Linked DNA regions of Homo sapiens: region 2 is linked to region 1. Evidence: chromatin loops called from intact Hi-C (ENCODE). Cell type or tissue: breast epithelium. All regions are shown on one strand.

Region 1 (8,000 bases):
CCATCTGCAGGACAGTAATAGAGTCTGAGGAACTTACATTCTGCCTGGGGAGATGTGACAGTTATATAGTAAATGAAGGAAATGCTTAAATTCCAAGTGGGCGAGGCAGACAAAAAGAACAGTAATTAAAAGGAGGAAGTGATCCCTGCATGCTAGAAAAGACTTTAAGGAGGATAATGCATTGAAAGAAAGAATGAGATTTAGAGAAGGGCGGGGGCAGGTTTCTGAGGTAGAAGGAGTGACTTGGGCAAAGACAGAGGAAGGATTGTGGGTGAATTATTCAGAGGTGACATACCTGTATGTGCTTGGGGGACACATATTTATTTATTAAGAATAAATCAATCTGTAATAAGTTCATGTTATGATCTTATAAAGATATACAGATATATTTACTTTTGCTCAGATCTCACAACGTGATGAGGTTGGCAGGAAAGTTGATTCATTATAACAATGACAATGCTGAGCTTCAGAAGATTAAGTGGATTTATTTAGGCTACAAGCTAGCCAGGAGCTGAACTAGGACCGAAATGACAGCCCCCTGACTTTGACTGCAATTATTCTTTCTCTATGCCTCTCTGCCCAAGATTCCTTTCATTTCCTAATTTAGACTGGGTCTGGCTCTAGGGGGTAAAGAGGTCAGGTAAGGGAGGTATAGGAGGACATTAGCAAAAGAGAGCCCGGGGCCAGAACGTGGAGGGCCGGAAGTTAGAGAATGAGTCCTGCAAAACGAATGTCACCCCACTGGTGGTTAAAGGCATTCTTGGGCAAAGGGTCTGCAGTGAAAATAAACATCAGAGGCACTTATTTATTTAAATGAGATTCCCACTGGGTATCCATGGCCTCATGCCACTGTGTATAGAGCTATGTGGGAGAACCTACCACACAGGGGAGGATAAGGTTCTGTGTGATTACATACTGTCTGATATCCTTAATATACACAAGGGGGAGAAGACTAGAGGAGGGTTGAGGACTCTTAAAATCCTGTCATACCGTGATCTGTCCACAGATTGTAAGGGTCTATGGCAAAGTATGGTATGAATGAAATGGAATCTATGTATGAATTTGAAGTTACAGAAACAGATAATTTTCTGTCATCTAACATCTAAGCAGCTTTGCCCTAGAAACTCCTCTAAATATATTCTAAATATGGCTTATCCTTAATTTAGAATAGGGAGTCCAAAACCATGAACAGTAAGTCCCTTTCTCTTACCTTTGTTTTTACTGTTTTGTGTTTTTACTTAAACATTCATTTTATTTATTTCAGAATAGTGTGGTTTTGAGCACAAAACAGTCAGAAAAAAAGACCTAAAATATACCAACTTAAAATAAAACTTTGGTATCTGCGCTCCCATCAAGATCTGAAGAAATATTTTCAGATGCCATAAAGCTAATTAAAAACAAACCAAGCAACTAAAAATACCATCACCACATCTTTTTATAGCTGCCTTTAATCTTGTTTTAAGGCTAATGTGAATCAATGAATAAATTTGGAGAAATTTTGTTTTTCCCCTTAAAAAATTATGTTCCTAAAACAAGCATTTCCTACCCAGAATGTCCGTATGAGCAGGCATAGAAACACATGAAAAATAAACTAAAGCATGTCTATTTAAAATTAATTATGATCTGAAAAACAAAACAAAACAAAACAAAAACTTCATCCCAGAAAACCTTTGTTAACGTTCCATTCAAAGGCTATTGAACACGTTTAATTTCCTTGAGGGAGAGTATTTTGTCATGCGGGGAGAATTCTTAGAAGGGAAAGCCTGCAGGTAGCAATACAGACATCTCTGACAGAGAAAAATAAACAGCAGGATCAAGCTGAGACCAGATTTATTAACCATTTTTGATAAAATATTTGGAAGAGGTACACAGCCTGGTGATTTGCCCTCTGAAAAATGCCAAGGTAATAGTCATAAATATCGGAAATAGTTTATAAGTTTAGGCGGATAAATAGAAAGTTGGTTGATACATTTGAATGTAGTCAAATGCAAGAAAATTGGCTGATAAATTTGTATTTAGTCAAATGCAAAAAGTTGTTTACAGAAAAATGATTTATAGAGGTTTGCTTCTGAGCTTAGTGATGATGCAACAAAGGGCAAATAGACAGCGTTCATTGCAGACATCAGCCTGGTGATCTATTTGGGATCAAGGATCTCAACAAAGACCTGGTCATCATCACAATAAAATTTCACATCCTCCCACCTCCAAGGTAAGCAGCATTATGCCCACTAGCTTGTGGGATGTGGAACAGAGTTCTAGCTTCAGCTCAAGGATTGAGTAAAATTGGTAAAATTGGAGAAGGCTCAGGGAAGGGCAGCTAAATTAATCAAGAGAGTAGAGAAGCTTTTGTATTAGGTTAGATAAAAATAGTGAGACGTTCTCAGAGAAAAGATTCAAGAGGACCTCTTAAAAGTAGGGTTATCCTTACTGTATCCAAAATAAATTACATTTTCTCAGATTTCTGGTGACTAAAGTATTTCTTTTGATTGCTTTGTCTTTCCTCTTTTTTTTTTCCCCCAGAAGACAGGGGTCATAGGATGAGGATGAAAGACAGAGGGCTAGGTGAAAAATACCAGGTCTGAACCAAAGAGAGGGCTAAACTTAGAGTAAAAAACATCCTGTTGGAAAACTGCAATATCAAAAGACAAACACCACCAACTCTGTGCAGGCTGAATGTGACAGTGAATATATTCTATGTGACAAAACGTAGGCCTAAAAGTCATCATAAAACCTTTCTGCAAGGTTTTCTAATAAGAGTTCTAAATCACAGAATGTTTCGTAGTGCCCAGGGCCTGGCTATGAAACTCTCTTAACCCTGTGAAATGTGAATAATAGTAGTAACCACTGTATTAACCAATATCTAATCAGCCAGTGAGAATAATGAAGATCAAAATTAGGGAAGGAAAATAACATTTATTGAACAATTATTGCATGCCAAGTATTCATGTAATGTTCACAGCAGCCTTGCAAAATAAATATTCCTTTGCAGAGTTCACAAATAAGAAAAGTGAGACATGTGGAGGCTAGTAATGGAGGTAAATAATGGAAGTGAGTAGAAAACTCCAAGCTGTCTTGGAGACAAAAAGAGGCCTTTTCAAATGGCCCTTTTTGGTCCTAATTATGCTAACTGTTCAGCAGAACATTTGTAGCTTAGATGCAGTCACTACCAGCCCTCTCTTCCAAATCATCTCTTTGGGTTTTGCTTCAGTGTGAAACTATCACTATAAATGAGTATTTGTTTGTCTTCACCCACCTCCAGCTGATCACTGCTCCCAAGGCTGAGAACAATATGTATGTGCAACAACGTGATGAATATCTGGAAAGTTTCTGCAAGATGGCTACCAGGAAAATCTCTGTGATCACCATCTTCGGCCCTGTCAACAACAGCACCATGAAAATCGACCACTTTCAGCTAGGTTCTCTTAAACATTTTAATTATATTATTGTTTTTCTCATATCTAAGGTGGGACAAACTTTATGGTAGAGGTACATGGGGGATCCAAAAGAAAATGAAGATGTTCAGAGGGCTCTTTGGTTGTGATAACACAGGTCAGTTTGCCTGCTTATTTAAATAGCCATTCCAGGATGGTTCTCGTTTAAGTTTTAAGCACTGTAAAAAAGAAAAATACGCAAACACTCTATTGTCTGAAAGTCAGTAAGGTGGAAGAAAATGGGAAAAGTAACACAGTGTGGGAGAGAATCAGAGAGGCATTCAGACACTTTTTCTGGGTACTGAGTCTTCTCGCCTGTGAGCAGCCCCGTCTGATCTTCCTGCAGACTCTCCGCTGCAGGTGACTCATCACAGATGGGACTTGCCAGACTCTCGGAAGTACTTGACTCTGGCAAGCCTGAGGAAGGAATTAACCAGAACTGAGAGAAGCTGTTAAGATAAATGAAAAGTCACTGAAAATATGGACTGAACTGCACCCAAGTCCTTTTGGAGAGTAGAAGAATTTGGCTGAATTTAGAGTTTTCGCAATTTTACATATGAATGGTGCATGTGAGACTCATGAGGCGTACAGCCCAGTGTTGGACAGCTGAGATCTAACTCATTGCAGTTCTCCTGGGAACGTTGCAAGATTTACTGTGATTAGTTAAGCCTCATAGTCAGAAGCCCAAAATATGACCCACCCAGTTTATTTCATAATTATTGCATCTCTAGGGCTTTATTTTTTAAAAAGCTTTTTTTCTTATATGCACTTTCTACTGTTTTGTTGTTGTTCATGGTTTAACTACAAAAAAAAAAAACCTTAGAGTAATCCTTTATATTCCATCGTTTGCATATTCTGCATAGTTTCCGTAAAATATATTTCATCTAAAAGCACTTGAAAGAATATAAAATATATTTAGTAATATATAACTAATTATTTGTTAGTCAACATTTAACTTCAATACACATAACATTATCACACAGATTTTTCTGACATACGATCTTGGTGTAATTGAAGACATACTAGTTATATTATGTCACGATAATGTCAACTTGATTTGAATATGGTCTAGCCTTCTAAATCATATTTTTTTTATTGTGGTAAGTACACTTAACGTGAAATCTTCCCTCTTAATACATTTTTAAGTGCACAATACAGTATTGATAACTATAGGTACAATATTGTACGGCAGATCTCTAGAGCTGATTCAGGGTAAAGTATCAGTTATGCATTCTCTACTTTAAATAGCCCACCTTCCTCTGAGGTGGCTACAAAAGAAAAATAAATAGCATCTTTTCCAATGTCCCATCATAAATTATTGTGGATTGATGATTTATTTTTAGACATTTATCCTGCACTGTGTGTATAATTTAGGGGGAGAACAAGCAAAAAAGGAATTTTCTTAACCAAAACAACAATAATGATCATACAAACAAAAGACACAAAATGAATTCTGGAGACAGACAGATTTAAATCCAGGGTCACAATTTACTTGTTGTGTGACCTTGGGCAAGCTACTCCTAAGTCTTAGTTTAGAAGATAATCATATCTATTTCACAGGATTAAATAAGATAGTATACAGAAATGCCAGTCAGGTAATAGGCACTATTATGTGGTCATCCTCTGCATCACCATTTGATCTGGTAGTCATCTGGAAATCAATGAGCTGTCACACTTGTCACTAGAGCACCTATAATGGCAAAATACTTGTTATTGCTTTGTGCTGATTACAGAATGTTGACACAAGAACCCTCACAACAGCTCATCCAGATCAGGCTGCATTATTATTCTTGGTGATAAAACTGAAGCCCAAGAGACTAATACTACAAAGCCACGTATTTATTGGCTAACTAGGATTCAACCATTTGTTTCCTGGATTTTTCAAATAATAGCATGAGGGCAGTGAGCTTAATTACACTCCAGATGTCCAGAAAGGAAGTAAGTATTCAATCCAGCACAAAGACTGGTGCTGGCTAGTGATGAAAGCCCTCACAAACCAGGTGTTCCCAGTGTCAAATGTGTTACCTACCAACACTTTCACAAAGTGTTCTCATTCCTTATTTCAGAGAAGCTTGGAAAAATCATTACATCTTCCACCTCAACTTCTATATGGTCCCATTATAAGCATCTGGTACTGCCTTGGCAAATTTTTAGCATAATCCTACTGTTTTCTAGACATCTGGATTGAATATGAACTGTAGAGGGGCTGTGGGTCTTTTTTTTTTTTTTTTCTGCCTTATTGGAAATCAGGTATTATGATTTGGGCATTTTCCTCACTGAATGGTAGCCGGGACCTGATTTTGGGGTGGGAGATCTTTTATTTTGTTTCTCATCTAATTCCTGGAAGGCCTCTCTTTCCTTGTGTCATGTCCCAGTTTACCCTTATGGGAAAGGCTGTAGCACTGTGAGCCAAGACTGGGAGTCGGCCATGGGATAAAAAGAATTGGCATGAGCCATGGGCTCAGTGAACCAAAAAACTCCAGCCTTGACTGACTTTCAGCTGGAAATCTATCAGATGGCCTTACTTTTCCTTAAAAATAAATCAAGCTCTGCCTACTATTCCAGACTTTTACTGGGCCTTGAAAGCAGGGGCACACATCCAACTACAGTGTGGGCCGTACTCACCAGCTGGTCCATCTTGCTAAAAGTATTTGGACATCACTGATGAACCTACAAACGCCAAGAAACTTACCTTAAGATTTTAGGCTTTCATGTAAATAAAGTTATTTATGCTTGAGCAAATTCCAATGCCTATCTGGTTTTGTCAGCACAGAGTATATTGCATGTGGGGTTTAAAATGGCCTAACACATAAAGGCATTCTTTCTTGTTAGTGATATCTAAAATGTCAGTCTAGGATAGGAATGTTGGGTGTGTATGTTTAGTGAATGGATTACAGACAAATTTTGTCAGATAGGAAAAAGTTGCTGGCTAAAGGCACTTCATTGCAGAATGAAAAAAGAAGTGGGGGGAAATGCACAGCAAGCATGTTTCTTTCTTAGCAATATTTAGAGATGAAAAATATTTTAACATTGGCATTTTATCACCAAATTTTAAGAGCTAGAATACACAGGACATTTAATAGGGCAAGGGAAGTTTTTTGATAACTTCTTTCAAAGAAAGGAGAGTTTGAGGGTAATCAAGAGAGGTAGCAAAGTTCATGGAGGTGGAATATGGCAACAAGGAGAGAGAAAATGTTGATTTCTTACTATCTAATGACTTCATAAGTCAATTTTTAAAATGAGAATGGTACGCCAGGTGCAGTGGCTCATGCTTGTAATCCCAATACTTTGGGAGGCCGACGTAGGCTGATCACTTGAGGCCAGGAGTTTGGGAACAGCCTGGCCAATATGGTGAAATCCCATCTCTACTAAAAATACAAAAATTAGCTGGGCATGGTGGCAGATGCCTGTAATTCCAGCTATTTGGGGGGTTGAGGCAGGAGAATTTCTTGAACCTGGGAGGCAGAGGTTGCAGTGAGCCAAGATTATGCCAGTACACTCTAACCTGGGTGACAAAGTGACACTCTGTCTCAAAATAAATAGATAAATAAATCAATAAATAAACAAAATGAGAATGATAGTATACAAATCAGTCTAAAATACCCTTTCTGTCTGATCCTGTTGAAGAGAATTGTTCTTTCTAGAGAAACCTCAGTCATCAGGATCCACAACAATTCAAAAATGCTGCTTTGCCTCTGGGGCAGTCCTGAAAAATAGACCCTTTTCCCCCAACTTCTCCTTTCATCAGTGGTGACAGTGCCTGGCAGCTGCCTTCTCTAGACCCTGCAACACTGAGCTGGGAGGAGAGGCAGGATGAGTGCTCAGACTTCCACACAGTGGCTGTGTGTCCCCCTCTGCTTTGATAAGTCTTTACTTATCAATCATTCTGTGCCCTAGAGACTAGAGAGCCTGTCTCCTAACCTACTCAGTCTTCTTAGTCCACTGCCCTTGCTGCCTCCAACATCAAGCATATCAGTGTCAAGACCAATCCCTGACATTCCAAGGGGGAAAAGTGCCTGATATGTCAAATGTACAAAACAAGTGTTTGAAGAATGTAGTGGAGGGATTGGCTCTTCCAATTGTAGTCATCAGATAAGGTATTGAAAATATCAGAGAATTTTGAAAAGTAGGTTGATTTAATGGAGGGACCTTGAAAAATGAGTAGGTTTTTTTTCTTTTGATAGAATAATGACTAGATCAAGGTATTTTTGTTTTTGTTTAATTTTTCAAAGAAATACTTTTTTTAAATTTTCAAAGTCAAAGCTATATAAAAAGGTGTACACAGACAAGTCTTGTATCCTTCCTGACCCCTTTACCCTGCTACTCCCTGCACCCACAGGTAATCATTTTTGTTAATTCCTTATTTATTCATTTAGTACTTTTTTAGACAAATACAAATAAATACCTATATATTTTTCTTTTTATACAAAATATAGCATATTATATATATTGTTCCACACCTTGCTTTTTTCACTTAAAATATTTCTAGGAGATCTTTCTTTATGAGTATATAGCAATCTTCCCCATTTCTTATCAAAAAATTGTGAGATTCTCTCATAGTTTAAACAT
Region 2 (8,000 bases), 670 kb after region 1:
GAGGCCCAAGGAGAGATGCTGGTGCAGTGAAGGAACACTAGAATGGCAGTAAACTGGCCTAGGCCTCCACTCTCATTGAAGCTTTATCAGGAAAGGGGATGCAGATGTCCTGTGCACCACAGTTTACCTCCATTTATTTGGCATGTGGATGTCATAAGATAAACAGTCACTGAATGAATTTATCTTTTCATCTATATATTCTATATAAATAGTCAAATAAGGAAGTGGAATGCATCTACTTTTTGAGGGGGAGCAAAGAAACAAGATTGGGAAAAATGAGACTTTCCCAACCCCTGAGACTATTTGGTTTCTGTTTTTTAATTATGTAGCAAGAATAACATTAATCAGTGGGAAAGCAACTAAAACAGTAAAAAGGGCCTTGAAAATGCTCTAAATCCTTCCTATCCAGAGAGAAATAGCTGTTTGAAGGGGTAGTTTATAAGGTGTATAAAGCAAGACCTAATTGAGGCTTGTTTCTAATCATAGCCACACAAGGAACCCAAACCAGTTCAGCTCTTCACTGCCTGGGACAGCCAAGGGACCAAATGTGCAAGGCCCATTTATTATTATTATTTTTAATGCCAGTCTCTATTAATTCTGGCTAATTGGACCTGAAAAGTCTCTTGTGAGTTAACGATTACACAATGTGTAGAGTCCTGCCAATACATTCCCAATATGTGGTATATACTTTTACATGGCTATCTGGGCTGTAATATAGAAAGTAAGATGACTTAAAGTATAACCTGGGGTTAAGAGGATAAAATTAACCAGTATTTCTAACAATTCAGCCTGTCATAGCTCACCTGCTGAGGAATTCATTCTTCCTAATGACAGTCCACAGCCAGAAGAAGAGGGCACAGGACAAGTCAGGAATGAAGAGGGAGAATGATTGTAGAAAGGGAAAAAGATACAAGATCAAAAAGGATGACAAGGGGGCAGGAAAAACATACAACACTTCCAACATGCACTCATTGATGGTGTTAGTTACAATAGCAAATTAACAAGGTATGATGTTCACAGTTTCAGATTAAATCCAAGTTTACAGAGAAAAACTCAAGAAACCTTAAAAAAAATTGATACATGCATAGTCAAAAAAGACTGTTACAAGACAAATAAATCTTTCACACATATTCATCAACCAGAAAATAGGAAGAATAAAAACAGATTATATCTATCAAACAATTCTTTTTCCAAACAGACAATAGCAAATAGTTTTTAAGAGCTCAAGTTTGTAAAATGCCATTCAATTATTTGAAGCACAGTTCATCAAGTTTTATAACACATCGTCTAACATCCTACATCTCTACCACCTAGCCACAGGAAATAACCATCTTACTTATTCAAGCCAATCATTTAAACTATACTTCACTCTCCACTAAGTCTTTCTTAGAAAACAGGCTCCAATGAAATGAATAAGTAGGAGCTTCCTAAATCCTTTCATCCTTTGACTGTAGCCTGACTTATTTATACCTGTCCTTTTTAAAGGAGAATCATGGTTTACACTTAGCTCATATACATCACAATACCCTCTATTCTCTTTATATAGATCCTGAATCTTACAAAACAATGCTTCCACAGCACTCATGTTTCCTGCAGGGTCTGACCTTGCGATTAAAAGCCAAAACAAAGAGGGTCATGCAGCTGCCAGTGAATGAACAGCAGCTGCACCCAGCATTGTGTTTCTTGCAAATGTGCAACAATTTTTCTCTATTGTGTAAAAGAAATAATCATTAGACTAAAAATCCACCACTGCACAGTGTTAAATCTGATCATTTCTTAAACATGACTTGACAATGACCTTTCAATATTTGCTGGAAACAAAAACACCACACAAGGAGGTTGTCATACCTTTCTTGGACTTTCCTGTATTTAACAAAAAACAAAAGGACAAAGATTTCATTCATTCTAAAGCTGACAAAGGAATAGTTCACAAGTTGTTCAAAAGCCAATAACCATTCCAACTTCAGAAGCTGAGTTTCTCAGCTCTCTGTTTTAAACTCTCCTCTCAAAGTTCTTTGCACGACTCACGCTGTCAGTTCTATTAACAGTGCTGATTAAGGCTTATACTTACACCATCATCCTTGATGTATCCATTACGAATAGCAGCAAAAAAAGGTGTATTTAAGTTAATTGTGTAAGTTTAAAAGATGATTAAAGTCTACTAAATGTGAGTTAGTGAAAATATGCCAGGTATAATTTTTTTCAAATCCATAGAATTTTACTTGTATTTGCTATTTTAATAAAGTTAACAAGTGCTAGTCAAACAATTCTAAATGAAATTATGATCCATCCCTCCTGGGTTTTTTGTGAACCACCAGTTTGGGCTGTGTAGAAAATCCTGCCAGTTTTACAGTCTGCTGGGGTTCTAAGAACTATAGACCCTGACTTCTCCTCCTCTGGGTAGGGGAGCCAAAGGCAGCAGGCTGTCTTTTCAGAACACATCTCCTTGGACCAACACGCATATAATGGTTCTTTATTTCCTCAGAAGCTGCCCCATCAGAATTACATGAAACTCTTCAAGAGGAAGAGCACTTCACAGTTACAGCAGAGAAAGACTGAAGTTGCAGTCTTCTGAGCTGCATAAAGGACGTATCAATAAAGAACAAGAGCACTAAAGATAAATCAAAGACAGATTTGATTTTGCAACGGGAACATCAGTAATGTGGCCTAAGGGAATTAGCTCAGTTTTCCTCTATGAAACTGGCATGGGATTCCCATTACTTCAGGGGAAAACAGATTAGAATAACTGAGATCAAACCTTCCCTCGGTTTCACCATATTCTCACAAAATCCTCTTAAATGGTAATGTTAATGGCTCTTGAGTTTTGCTAATCTATTTATTTACTATAAAGTTCTAGTTTTTCTTACTCTTTGAGAAAATACTTTTATTTATTAATTTATTTTTTGAGACAGGGTCTTGCTCTGTTGCCTAGGCTGTAGTGTAGTGGCATGATGGCAGCTCACTACAGCCTTGACTCCCAGGCTCAAGCGATCCTCCTACCTCAGCCTCCTGAGTGGTGGGGACCACAGGTGCATGCCACCATGCCTGGCTAATTTTTAAATTACTTGTAGAGATGGGATCTCACTATGTTGCCCAGGCTGGTCTCAAATTCTTAAGCAATCTTCCCTCCTCAGCCTCCCAAGGTGCTGAGAGTAGAGGCATGAGCCACCACACCTGGCAAGAAAATGCTTTTAACATGGAGTATAGTAATTTGTGATCCCACCCTCTTTCCCAAATGCTTGCTCTTTCAATTAAACACCTGAAGTACATGAAAATGCTTAATGGTCTTTGTTGGTGTTGTGGCCAATCTAAGCTTTGATGTCTTCCGACGGTGGGAAAAATATATTTAAAAAGAAGTCTAATACATGCCTGTAATCCCAGCACTTTGGGAGGCCAAGGTGGGAGATCACTGGAGCCCAGGAGGTCGAGACCATCCTGGGAAACATGACAAAAACCCATCTCTGCCAAAAAATACAAAAATCAGCCAGGTGTGGTAGCACACACCTATAGTTCCAGCTTACTCGAGAGGCTGAGGTGGGAGGATCACTTGAACCCAGGTGGCAGAGTTTGCAGTGAGCTATAATCACACACCACTGCATTCCAGCCTGGACAACAGAGTGAGACCTTGTCTCAAATATTTATATGTAAATATTACAGAAAAATGTTTCAACAGCAAATAGACTTGACCCACAACTTAACAGTGATAAATGAGAGCCAAAATAGATGGATTTATGTTTATTATTTATAAACATCAAAAGAATATGTTTAGCTTATTAAGAAATTATGGCAAAGAAAATAAAATAGTTCAATCAGTTTATTTGATTCAAATATTACCACTGCAAATGTCTCTTACACATTATAAACCTATTATGAATACTATACCCTCTAATTTTTAAATCGCCTTTAGTAATGATTTGAAAACCTCGTTCCAGTGAGAGATATATATATATATATCATATATACATACACAATACACATTATGTGCACATATATATAAATTTATGTATGTATATGTAGCATATATGTATTACATATATGTGCGTGTGTGTGTGTGTGTATATATATATTTTCCCCTGATGGAAAACCAGTGTTATCTCTCAGTACCATTGGCAGAGAGGCCAAAGAGCTAGAATCGAATTCCAGCCTGCTTAGAGGGGAGGATTTGAATCCCATCACTGCATGAATGTATTTGAAGGCCAAATGCCTGCCATCCCCAAAGCATTTCCATTTATATCCTGGGCATACCGCCATTATTTCATTTACCACATTTTATTGAAATCATCTGTTCTGTGTCTTTCTTCCTCAATAGACTATAAACATTTCAAAGGCAAGCTTCCTATCATTCATTTGCATTCTTGGCACCTAGCATCGTGCCTGCTCAAAAGTTAGGGCAATGTAACTTGTTGACTTAAACTATTGTGTTAACACAAGAAATCTAATCCTCTCAACAGGAAGCTTAGCCCTGGAACTACATTACAGTAATTTCTTCTAGCCCCATGAAGACTATCTGAGAATCCCATTATAAATGTAATGTATTACTACAAAAAAAAATGCTGAGAGTCAAAGTCTACCTGAAACATAACAACTATGAAGTATAAAAGCTCAAATCTACATTAAAAGGCCTATAAGAATTCTGTTCTGGGCCACTAATGCTATATTTGCTGTGTCAGCTCAATGATTCTTTAGCACAAGGTTCATTCGACATAGTGGCTCAGACACAACCCAGGTGAGTGATCTTGGTTAAGTGCCCTGGTAATCTCCTTGGATCTCACTGGTCTCTCTTTTCTTTCTATTAATCGAATGGGAAGGTTAGTAATTCTCTAGGGGTCTTTCTGGTTTCAGAGTTCTATCAAATCTATAAAGTACAACGGGAATGTTTAAAATATACCAGCTATATGTATAAATAGGAAAAGTTATATATCCCTCCCGAAAGAGAACACATTAAGAGTAAAATTAGGCCTTTGGTTGATCCCTCCTCTAATCATCCCTACCCCTGTTCTCACTTCCTCCCCCTGAAGAATTCTAATGCTTAACAAAAGGCCATGACACTTGATTTAAAAGGTACGTACCTCTGAGCATCCTCCGAGATTCTGAGTCTTTGGCCATGGCTGCCAGTGAGGGAGGGAGCACACTTCCACAGCTGTTACTCTGTCCTAGGGGCAGATGGGCCTGCGGGAAGCAGGAGGGAGTACTTCAGGCAAGCTGCAGGCTGAATGGACCTTTAGGAAATGGCCACATCCCTGTTTCCAAAGCTCCTATCTAAGTGTACAGGGCAGAGAAGGTAAGTCTTTGCATTTCATTTGTTGATGCTAAGTGGTAAAGGCCAGTTACTGGCCCTCCCGAGAAGTTCCAGGGTAGTCGCAATATCAAAGCACTTCCTCCAACAGCAGCAATTCCAAAAGTGAAGACAGCTGGGGAAGACACTGTCCAAAATCACCTGAAAGAATGGCTGAAAGTTCTTCATGCATAAGGAGCAGAGGGCAGATGCAGGGCCAAGAATGCATGCGCACCATGCAAAAGAACAGGGAAGAGCTACTCTTGTTACAAATGCACCCATTTTTATTTATCCCCTGTTATGCGGTGGGTTGAAACTGAAGAAATCTATTAACACCCTAATGGTTTTAGCATTTTTTAAAAATAGCAAAATCCTTCATGTAGATAAAATGTACTTGAAACACAAATTTATAAAACAGATTAAAACAAAGTTACTCTGATTAAGGGCAGGGGAAGGGCTCAAAAGTCTGTCTCATTCAGAACCTCCTTCACACCTGCCTCTTCTCTTGCCACAATGATCCCCTCAGGCATGTCGGCAGAACCTGAGGGAGAGCTTGGGCGGGCATCAGGTCGCATAGGTTCACATTCCACTCCACTACATACCAGCTGAGGGCTCCTTGGTTAGTCACTTAGCCTTATACACCTCAGTTTATCCATACATACAACTGGAATAATAATCAGTAGTCTACTACCCAGTGCTGCTGGATTTTCAAATGAAGCAATCCACATAAAAGGCTCAACCCAGCGTCAGCTACATGAAAATGTCTGAATAAATATTTGTTGCTGTTATTCCTGGAACACAGAGGCTACATCCTATCTTATCTCCAGATGTGGGATGCAGCCACGGAAGTCCATCATGTAAGTGAATGCCACTCATCGCCTGGGTTGTGCTGGTAGAAAATACCCTGAAGCATGTTCTTTGGCCCCAGAGCATACAGTTTCAGATGTCCTCTGAACAGGTAGAAAATGAGATTTAGTCCTGATGTCTGCCTAACAAGTAAATGTAATGATTTATTATTTAGCACTTTTCTTTAAAGGCCTTTACACATCAGTGAATATAATGACAAGAAGACTCATGGAATGGGAAGCCCGTGGTTTCTCCCAGGTCCTACCTTTGGGGTGATGCTTCTCCCCATAGTAGCACTGCTGAAATGTGGGGAGATGGAAGATGTGGTTTTCTTTCGAGGCAAAGTATCACTCAGATAGAGGCCTTCTTTATGCTGTTTTTTCCTTTCTTCCAGACTTCTAAAGTGCTTTAAATGCAAATGCAAAGCAAAATAGCAAAACTTGACTAACTGTAATAGGTGACTGAAGAAATGAAGAATTATGCACTTACAAAAAAAACTGGAATTTTAACAGAATTTTTCTTAAAGTTATTCAACATATATTGTGTTCACTGATAGATTTGAGCTAGTATTTGATTAGATACTAAACACTGTAGGAATTTATGCTGAACCTAGAAATCTTTAAAAAATTCCACCTTTCACTTCTGTAGTGCCTGCGGCCTTGGGGCCTCAGGACAACTTACAAATTATTATGATGGTCGCCATGTGGATGGCAGAACAGCCAGTGGACAAAGCACGTAAGCACTTTCTCCCCTTCCGGGCAGTTCTGTGTGATGACACAGATACCAGTGAGAAGAGGACAAGAAAGGGGGAAAAGGAGAAAAAGAGAAAAAGCGAGTAAACAGGGAAGTTGTTTGAAAGTTGTAATAATATTTCAGTCACATAAACACACTCCAAATCCACATAAAGTTTCCCTAAAAGGCATCATTCTAGGTTACTTTTTAAAAAGATCTTGGCCAAGGAGCCCCTACAGTAATCTCTCATATTTAAAAATCCTCTAATGGACTATTTAATTTTTTTCAGATTTCTAAAGCAAGATTTTTGTCCACTTGAAACTTACTCAAATTTTTCTTGGCCTCACCCTAGAAATGTCTTTAACAGTAAAACGATTTCCTGTTCAAGTGATGGGTGCACCAAAATCTCAGAAATCACCACTAGAGAACTTATCCACGTAACCAAACCCTACCTGTTCCCCCCAAAACTATGAAAATAAAAAAAGAAAGAAAAAACACAAAAATGAGCTCAAAAAAATTTTTGCTGAAATATATTTGAAACATATAGATAAGAATAGAGGATAATTTAAGAGATATTCATATTCCCACCACTTAGCTTCACAAAATCTTAACATTGCTTTATTTTTTTAAAGAAATAAAACATAAATATATATAGTAAAGTGATTTCTTAATTAAAGATTTTTTAGGTCTGATCATTTTGAAGTCATTTTAAAAGCTCATGCTTTTGAAATGCACAAAAATTAATGCAAATTTGAATTAGCAAATTTATAAACAGTCTTCAAATATGCCAATCATAAAAATCTGCATTTTAACTTTATAATTAACTGTTTATACTAGCTAATCAATTAATTAAGAGCTATGTGCCAGGTATGATGGTTTATATACGTTATCTCATTAAATTATTATAATAATCCTGTGAGGTAGGTACTATTACTATCTCTATATTACAGATGAGAAATCTAGGGGGCAGAGAGGTGAAATAAACTTGGCCAAAGTCATGTAGCTGGACAGCGGCAGAGCTAGAATTCATGGCCAGGTAGTCCATACTAAGATGATAATAATACTTTGCAGTTTGGCTGATTAATGCTCCTTGTAGATAGTAAAATGACATCAGAACACTTCAATCTAGCTCCCACTATGACCAAAT

The links. Peaks named below come from ENCODE experiments on the same cell type or tissue, not always from the same donor. Only the 100,000 strongest peaks of a DNase experiment are listed, where the experiment ranks them.
Region 2: it touches region 1 in a loop (10-fold over the local background); 1 of 110 quality-filtered maps calls a loop at or near these places.

Annotation. Positions count from the first base shown.
Region 1 is chr3:112,625,529-112,633,528 of GRCh38, reverse strand. It overlaps CCDC80 (coiled-coil domain containing 80), which reads left to right. Exons shown (of 8, transcript NM_199511.3): 3 at 3,260-3,416. Among named protein-coding and RNA genes, the nearest start is that of CCDC80, 12 kb to the left of the region's middle. In breast epithelium, no CTCF peak of the experiment used is centred here; a DNase peak (open chromatin) is centred at 3,808; H3K4me3 peaks cover 19 bases; H3K27ac peaks cover 1,200 bases.
Region 2 is chr3:111,951,099-111,959,098 of GRCh38, reverse strand. PHLDB2 (pleckstrin homology like domain family B member 2) reads right to left here. Exons shown (of 18, transcript NM_001134438.2): 11 at 6,387-6,527; 12 at 5,070-5,169. Among named protein-coding and RNA genes, the nearest start is that of ABHD10, 24 kb to the left of the region's middle. RefSeq lists a silencer at 1,323-1,617. In breast epithelium, no CTCF peak of the experiment used is centred here; no DNase peak of the experiment used is centred here.